Regions from separate parts of the Homo sapiens genome. Here region 1 is linked to region 2. A link is a contact called in ENCODE Hi-C or POLR2A ChIA-PET data. All regions are on one chromosome and are shown on one strand. The core of a region is the stretch at or near the end of the contact, and the rest is flanking DNA. Distances in the headings are between cores, read along the strand shown. Region 1 holds the start of FAM229A (family with sequence similarity 229 member A). Region 2 holds the start of HDAC1 (histone deacetylase 1).

Region 1 (3,899 bases), core at 1,232-3,731, 70 kb before region 2:
GCTTTGCCTTTGGGATGAGAAAGGGTCAGGGCTCGCAACAGGCCTCTCACTGGGACAAGGAGTCGGGAGGCCATCTCTGCACTCCCAGTGCCTCTGCTTTCCTTTGGAAAGGAAGTTGCAACAAGAATGGCTTCAGTTGCTCTTGGTCATTTTTATCCTCTCTTCCCCCTGTTTGTATATGATTCTTGGGTCTATTTTAATTAACTTTAGTATGAAAATCACTTGTCATGCCAGGCGCAGTGGCTCATGCCTGTAATCCCAACATTTTGGGAGGCCAAGGTGGGTGGATCACTAAGGTCAGGAGTTCCAGACCAGCCTGGCCAACATGGTGAAACCCCATCTCTACTAAAAATACAGAAATAGCCAGGCGTGGTGGGAGGTGCCTGTAATCCCAGCTACTGGGGAGGCTGAGGCAGGAGAATCGCTTGAACCTGGGAAGCAGAGTTGCAGTGAACTGGAATCGTGCCACTGCATTCCAGCCTGGGCGACAGAGCAAGACTCTTAAAAAAAAAAAAGGAAGTCTGAATGAGGCCCTTTGATTCCATGAAGATCTCTAAAAGGAAAGAGTAGTAGTAAGGCTGGGGTAGATGTAGGTAAGTTTTAGGATAAGTAAACTTAAAGCGTAAAATATATATCACCATTTTAGAAGCGGGTTTTTGGGTTTGCTTTCTCCCCCTACTTTATTGGAGAGCACTTGCCATTGCTTTTATCAAGTGCTTGCTAGCCATGGATGCCAACTAACTTCTTCAATTGAAGGCCGGAGGATCATATCGGGTTCCAGGAGCCTCTTGAGCAGGTCCTGGCAATCGGCCGAGATGCTCAGATGAGTGGGGAAGGACACCCCCTTCTGCTGCTGCCACAGCATCTTGGGGATGTCTGTGTCGTCAAAAGGTAGGCTGGCACAGAGCATGACATACAGGACCACACCCATGCTCCAGACATCACCTTTTTTGCTATCGTGGGGAATGCCCTGCAGCACCTCGGGGGCAGCATAGGCTGTACTGCCGCAGAAGGTCTGGCTCAGCTCCCGGTGTGACTTGGGCAACACCTTGGCAAAGCCAAAGTCAGTCAGCTTCAGGTTGAAGCCCTGCAACAAGGCGTTCTCACATTTGAGGTCCCGGTGGGCCACACCACAGCCATGGCAGTAGCGGATGGCCTCAACCATCTGACGGAAGAGGGCCTTGGCCCGGCTTTCAGGCAGTGGCCCCCCATTCAGCACGCAGTCAAAGACATCCCCTCCCTCAGCGAGCTCCATCACCAGGCAGATTTTCCCGTCGGCAGACTCCAGCATCTCATACACCTGGATGATGTTCTTGTGGTCCAGGGTACGGACGATTTGGAGCTCCCGAGGGAGGAATCTCTGGATAAACTCTGAGGAAGTAAGGGGAGGAGAGATGGGCTGGCAGATCAGAAAGGCCCACCTCCTCACACCTGTCTCCTGCCTTCCAACTTCTGCCCACCTTGTCTGGGTCTTATTTCTTGGCTTTCTTAATGGTCTTAAGTGTGTCTAGCTGCTTGGACATTGCAAAGAATGTTCACTTCTATTATTTTTGTCGTTAGTATATCATTCAAAAGAAGCACTCCCCACCAGCCTTGTGGACTGTTGTGAGCAGTCTGTGAGACTGGATATCAAGGTGCTTTAGGGACTTTTAGACAAAGCCACAGAATCACAAATTATAAGGCCTGATTTGTCCACAGGGTGGTGAGCCAGCTCCTCCCGCCACTGTCCCCTGACCCCACAATTCTTTCCATGAGCCCTGTCTTCCTTTTTCCCATCTCCACGGGCCTTGGCACCAGCCCCTGTTCTCTACCAGCCCTGGTTGTGGCCTCTGCCAGTCTCTGTTCCCCTGCCGGAAAGGAAAGCCTGGCTCAGGTTTTGCCTCTGAGGATCCTTCACCTCATGCCACTTTCATCTTGCATTCTGGGGGGGTGTAATGTTCCTGGACTCCCAGAACCCCTCTGTTCCCCACTGACCCACTCCAGAGCTGCCATCGGGCTTGCTTGGTTCCAGGCCAGCGGGAGCAGGGAATGATCGAATGATCGTTCTAACAAACAGGAGGAAGCACCCACCCACCTCAGCCAGTCCTCCCTCCTTCCCTCCAAAGGGGCCCCGGCTCACCTTCTGGCCCTCCCATCTTGTCTATAACTTTAATTGCCACTTTTCTTTGGTGTTTTTTGGAAAATGCTTCTTTGACTTTTGAGTAGGTCCCTTCCCCAATGGTCTTGCCCAGCTGGTACCCATTGGAGAGCAGAAAGTCCTCCATGCTGTCTAGCGCCGCCTTCCTATCACCCTCTCAGCTCATGCTGCCTCTGAGAGGCAGCTCTACTCCACCATCGCCCTTGGCCTGCTCCTTTTCTCCCCAAGGACTTCATCCGCAGCCGCCCCCAGCGTTAGAACATTCTCTGTCTGGACACAGCGGCGGGTGGTGGGGAGGGACAGGGCCAGACATTTTTAAACTCCGGTGCAATTGTGATGTAGATGCTGTGTGACCCTTGGCCAAAATGGGCAGTGCCCCTACCTGCCCTCACTACCACCACCAAACTCAGCCCGGATTAAGTCACCGCCGAGCCCGCCCCCGTGCCAGGCATTGAGTTGTAGTCCCGCCTGGGAGGGCGCTCCGCCGCGTCTGTGTGGACCGGGAATGCGCGGCTCCTCGGCGTGGACGCCGCCTCGCGGCGGGTTGCCCTGGCCTGCTGCGCCCCCCTCGGGTGTCCGGGGTCTGCGCGACCCCGTCTCCAGGCGCCATGGCCAGAGGCCTCCAGTCCCCGATTCTGGCCCGCGCTGAGTGCCAGGGGCGGCAGGGGGCACCGTTGGGGGTTCTCCAGTGGGAGGAACGTGCTCTGTGAGGTCAGCGCGCCGCGGCCCGGGTCACAATGCTGCCCTCCTCGACGCCCGGGCCCGGGCACGCCACAGAGACCTGCCCGGCTCCGCCTGGACCGGAGCGTTCTCCCGCGGCCAGGGCTCCGGCAGCTGCTTCTAGCCTGGGACCGGTCTCAACCGCCGGGAGGTGAGCGACGGCCCAGGGGGCGGGCGCGAGGCGGCGGCGCCCGGCGACCCGGGAGAGGCCTGACCGCCACTCCCCGCGCAGAGCGCCCCGGGGCTTGGACATGAGCGCCCAGGAGCCCCCGCAGGGTCGGAGATTCCCCATTGAGGCCGGAGACTCCCGTGGCCTTGCCGCCGCCCCCGAGTCCCAGGACAGCCCGGAGGCGGTAGCGACGGAGCACAACCCGGTCAGGTAAGGCCCGCGCCCCACCCCCGCCTCCGCCCGTCCCGCGGCCCCGCCCTCCGTCCCACTTGGCGCCCCCAGCAGTCAGGACCCCGCATCCACGTCCGGACCCCCGGGGACCCCAGGTGCACTCCCTGGGTGCGCCCCACAGGATGGGCCAAGCCCCTGCCTCAGCGGCCCCTGTCGCGCGTCAATTTCCCCAGGCCGCTTCGTCGCTGCCCTGGATGCCACTGCCTGACGCTGCTGCACGTGCCCATCGACGTCTACCTCGCCATGGGCGGGAGCCCCCGGGCCCGCGCCACGTGAGTGCGCCTGCTCCCTGCGGCTCCGCGGGAGCTGGGCGGGAACGAGGCCCCCAGCGGGCCACCACGCTGAGGTCGCATGCGCCGAGCACGAGACAATGATGCACATTTTAAAATAAAAGAATGATGCACATTTTAATAAAGCACAGCACAAACTGTTCTTTCCACTCCGGGCTGGCAGTGTATGTCTATCCGTCGGGCCCACCAGCTGCTCTGCCCAGTCCAATAACACTTTCCCTTCCGCAGCCTCCTCGTTTGGACCCAGCCTTAGGGGCCCGCCCTTCCGCCTTTCAACCTACGCCACTTCACTCCTCTCGTATCTTGCTGGTCCTGACCCCTCCTGGGCAGCCTTTCCCTTGGGCCCTGCCCT
Region 2 (4,048 bases), core at 452-2,951:
ATTACAGGTGCGCACCACCACACCCGGGTAATTTTTGTATTTTTAGTAGAGACAGGGTTTCACCATGTTGGTCAGGCTGGTCTTGAACTCCTGACCTCATGATCCGCCCGCCTCAGCCTCCCAAAGTGCCGGGATTACAGGCGTGAGCCACCGTGCCCAGCCTAAATTTTGTATTTTTAGTAGAGATGGGGTTTCACCGTGTTGGCCAGGCTGGTCCTGAACTCCTGGCCCCGAGTGATCTGCCTGCCTCAGCCTCCCAAAGTACTGGGATTAGAGAGGTGTGAGCCACTGCACCTGGCCCCCATTACTTTAATTTCTAAGGTATAAACCTGATGATGTCAATAACCTGCATAAAACTTGAATCACTCACAAGTGCCCTCAATAAAGTCCAACTTCCTTGGGACAGCATGCCCAGCCCTTCATGGTCCGGTCCCTATTTACATCTTTTTTTTTTTTTTTTTTTAAGACAGAGCCTCGCTCTGTTGTCCAAGCTGGAGTGCAGTGGCACGATCTCAGCTCACTGCAACCTCTGCCTCCCGGGTTCTAAGGGATTCTCCTGCCTTAGGCTCCAGAGTAGCTGGGATTACAGGCGCACACCACCATGCGCGGCTAATTTTGTATTTTTAGTAGAGACGGGGTTTCACCATGTTGGCCAGGCTGGTCTCGAACTCCTGACCTCAGGTGATCCACCAGCCTCGGCCTCCCAAAGTGCTGGGATTACAGGCGTGAGCCACCACGCCCGGCCAAATGCCTGTTTTTCAAAGGTCCTGTCCTCTCTCTTGCCTCTGAAACTTGCTGTTATCTTTGCCTTCCCTGTGCCTGGCTAAGAACTCCTGTTCTTCAGGTCCTAACTAAGATGTCCCCTCCTTCGCTGACTCCTCAGGTGGAGTTCGGTGCCTCTTCTCTGTGCTCCCCTAACACTCTGAGCTCTGACACGGAGAGAACTTCGGTCACTGGGAAGGGTGACCCGATCAACCCCACGGCCCCAGCCCCTCAACACTTCCTCGAACACAGTAACCTGCTTGAGAGATTAAGTGAGAAGTCTGTTTTAACAGGTTGCATCCTTCTCCTTGCAACCCCTGGCGCCCCACGTCGCAGTAGCAACCGCAGGCCCCGCTCAGAGGCTGGGGGAGGGGAGGCGGGCAACCAGTCGTGCAGGACTCTTCCCCCAGAAAAGATGAGGAAGGGACGGGGCAGGGAAGAGCTTTGGGTTCTCGGCAAGAAAATGTATCCTTGCAGCCGTCTCCATCAGATTCAGCCTCCCCGCTCCGACGCACCCTCCCCTCTAGGAGTCCCACTCAAACTCTCCACATCAGACTTCCTCAGAATCTTCCCATCAAGATTACCTCACGCTTCCCCCACGCGATCCCCTCTTGGTCTCAGCCTCGATCTCCCTTCCTCGCAGCCTCCTCCCTCAGCCTCGACTTCCCCCTCGCAGCCTCCTCTCCGAGCCTCTCCCCAGCGCCTCAGCCTCCCGCAGCCTCCCATCGGCGCTCCAGCCTCAGCCTCCAGGTTCCCGGTCCGGCCCGGCCTGGCCCCGCCCCCGCCGCGAGGACGGTGCTCACCGTCGTAGTAGTAACAGACTTTCCTCCGGGTGCCCTGCGTCTGCGCCATCTTGCTCGCCTCCCGTCCCTACCGTCAGTCGGTCCGTCCGCCCTCCCGCCCGCGGCTCCGCTCAGCGTCCGACCCAGGGGGGAGGGGGCGGGCCTCCGGCCCGCCCCGCCCGTCCCCTCCTGGGCTCACCTATAGCCGCGCAGCCCGGGCACCGCTCCAGCCAATCAGCTTGCGCAGACACGGGCCCGGAACTCGGCAGGGGGCAAGGGCAGCCCGGAGAGGCCGCCGAGGGCCCCCTGGGCCTGTACCAAGGTCTGCGACAGATGGGTGGGGAGCCGCCCGGGGACCGTACCATCAGTCCCGGGGGAGGAAAGCAGCTCTGTAAACTTAACAGTCCCACTTCGTCGTGAAAAGCGTGCTTGGAGATCGGAGGCCAACTTTCTGATTTTACGGAGAATAAACCGAGGCCTACAGGGGAAAAGTGACTTGCACAAGGTCACTCAGCCAATAAAAGGGCTGAACCTGGGTTAGAAAGCGAGTTTGTGGCCGCAAAGGAGGGCTACAGAAAAATAATTAAAAAGAAAAGCAACACGCGGGTTTGGAGAGGAAGAAACCGACAAGAAAGGGAAAGAAAGCTAATGTTTGTCGAGGGGCTGCTGTGTGCCAAGTACTGTGCGACACTTTACCAATGTTATTTCAGTTTTTCCTCAAAACAGCTCTCGGCCAAGGGCTTTTTACCTCCATTTTACAGGACAGGATAAAGAAGTTCAGACTTCTGTGAATTATTCAAAGTTACACAAAGTAATTAAATTCAATTTTTTAATTGTACAGGGTTTTTAAAATGCTTTCTTTGCACCAGAGGCACTGTAACAAAGTGACAGAACCCAGCCTTTCAGACTCCAAAATCTACCTCCCTGATGCAGTCACCCAGGATGACTAAGTAGGCGTCTCTTTAGACAGGAGGAAATGGGATTATCCTATGATAGGAGGGCAGGTTTCCTTTCTTTTCTTTCCCTGTTTTTTTTTTTTTTTTTTTTTTTGAGACAAGAGTTTCGCTCTAGTTGCCCAGGCTGGAGTGCAATGGTGTGATCTCGGCTCACCACAATCTCTGCCTCTGTGTTCAAGCGGTTCTCCTGCCTCAGCCTCCCGAGTAGCTGGGATTACAAGCATGTGCCACCATGCCCGGCTAATTTTGTATTTTTGGTAGAGACTGGGTTTCTCCGTGTTGGTCCAGGTGGTCTCGAACTCCTGACCTCAGGATCCGCCCACCTCGGCCTCCCAATATGCTGAGATTACGGGCGTGAGCCACAGCGCCCGGCCTAGGAGGGCAGGTTTCTCAGCCTGGTAGCTAATGACATTTTGGGCCAGGTAATGCTTTTTTGTAGGAAGCTATTCTGTGCATTAACAGCTTCTGTGAAGCTGTTCTGTGCCTGGGCAACTAGAGTGAAACTCTTGTCTCAAAAAAAAAAAAAATTAAGCAGCATCCTTAGCCTCTACCCACTAGATGCCAGTAGCACCTTCCCCCCAGGCTGTGACAACCAAAATTGTCTCTAGACATTGCCAAGTACTGTGCAATAGCTTTACCATTGGGTTGGGGGGAAGATTAGTGGGGTGTAAGGGAGTGTAAAATTGCCCCCAACTCTACCATTAAGAACCACTCCACCAGATCATCAATTATCAACTGATCATCACTGAAAGCTGAAAGACCTAAAAGTGCAATGCTGGGCTATTAAAATAACTACAATAATGTCAATATTTAATGAGTGCTTCCTGTGTGCCAAACATTGCTCTAAGTTAGCCGCCAACTTGTGGTCCTACAGTCAACAAGAGGCTGGGCACAGTGGCTCACGCCTGTAATCCCAGCACTTTGGGAGGCCAAGATGGGTGGATCACTTGAGCTCAGGAGTTCGAGACCAGCCTGGGCAACATGGCAAAACCCCATCTCTACAAAAAATAGAAAAATTACCCAGGTGTGGGGGCGCGCTCCTGTAGTTCCAGCTACTCAGGAGGCTGAGGTGGGATGATGGCTTGAGCCCAGGAGACAGATGTTGCAGTGAGCCAAGATCATGTCACCACACTCCAGCCTGGGCAATAGAGCCAGGCCTTGTCTCAAACAAAAGAAAACAACAAGATACATCTTTATGCCTCTTTAAAGAGTGTTTGGGACTTGTGTTTCTCACTCAGAAACTGCATTTGAGTCATTAATTATAAGGTAACAGAAAATCTAAGACTGGGTGGCTTATAATAGAAACAGCAAAGGGCCAGGGAACAAATTCTACTCCCAGTTCTCTGTTGCTAATTCTCAGCTAGCCCTGGGTGGGTTTACTTAACCATTCTGGGCCTCCATTTCCCTTGTTATAAAATGGGGAGGAGGCCGGGCACAGTGACTCATGCCTGTAATCCTAACAATTTGGAAGGCTGAGGTGGGCAAATCACCTGAGGTCAGGAGTTCGAGACCAGCCTGCCCAGCACGGTGAAACCCCGTCTCTATTAA

Evidence for each region. Hi-C counts contacts between places; a loop is a spot of excess contacts on that map. ChIA-PET counts read pairs that join two places held with the same protein, here RNA polymerase II (POLR2A). Pooled maps may share reads with other maps.
Region 1: a pooled map shows a loop between it and region 2 (2.3-fold over the local background). The contact joins the promoter of FAM229A here to the promoter of HDAC1 in region 2. A Hi-C loop is called at or near these places in 10 of 168 maps with a recorded cell type or tissue (B cell, CD4-positive, alpha-beta T cell, CD4-positive, alpha-beta memory T cell and 6 more), 2 of 37 single-sample maps with no recorded cell type and 22 of 50 pooled maps. POLR2A ChIA-PET finds 5 or more read pairs at or near these places in 15 of 52 experiments (CD4-positive, alpha-beta T cell, CD4-positive, alpha-beta memory T cell, HepG2 and 11 more).

What each region holds. Positions count from the first base shown.
Region 1 is chr1:32,361,067-32,364,965 of GRCh38, reverse strand. It overlaps FAM229A (family with sequence similarity 229 member A), which reads left to right and starts at 2,481. Exons shown (of 3, transcript NM_001167676.2): 1 at 2,481-3,008; 2 at 3,090-3,236; 3 at 3,431-3,696. The coding sequence starts at 2,875. The coding sequence ends at 3,533. TSSK3 (testis specific serine kinase 3) reads right to left here and starts at 2,427. Exons shown (of 2, transcript NM_052841.4): 1 at 2,120-2,427; 2 at 654-1,371. The coding sequence starts at 2,264. The coding sequence ends at 710. It overlaps LOC124903933 (a long non-coding RNA gene), which reads right to left. Exons shown (of 3, transcript XR_007065642.1): 3 at 3,638-3,899. BSDC1 (BSD domain containing 1) reads left to right here. Exons shown (of 11, transcript NM_018045.8): 11 at 1-333. RefSeq lists silencers at 2,550-2,749, 2,900-3,199.
Region 2 is chr1:32,289,736-32,293,783 of GRCh38, reverse strand. HDAC1 (histone deacetylase 1) reads right to left here and starts at 1,701. Exons shown (of 14, transcript NM_004964.3): 1 at 1,566-1,701. The coding sequence starts at 1,614. RefSeq lists enhancers at 262-836, 908-967 and a silencer at 1,578-1,987.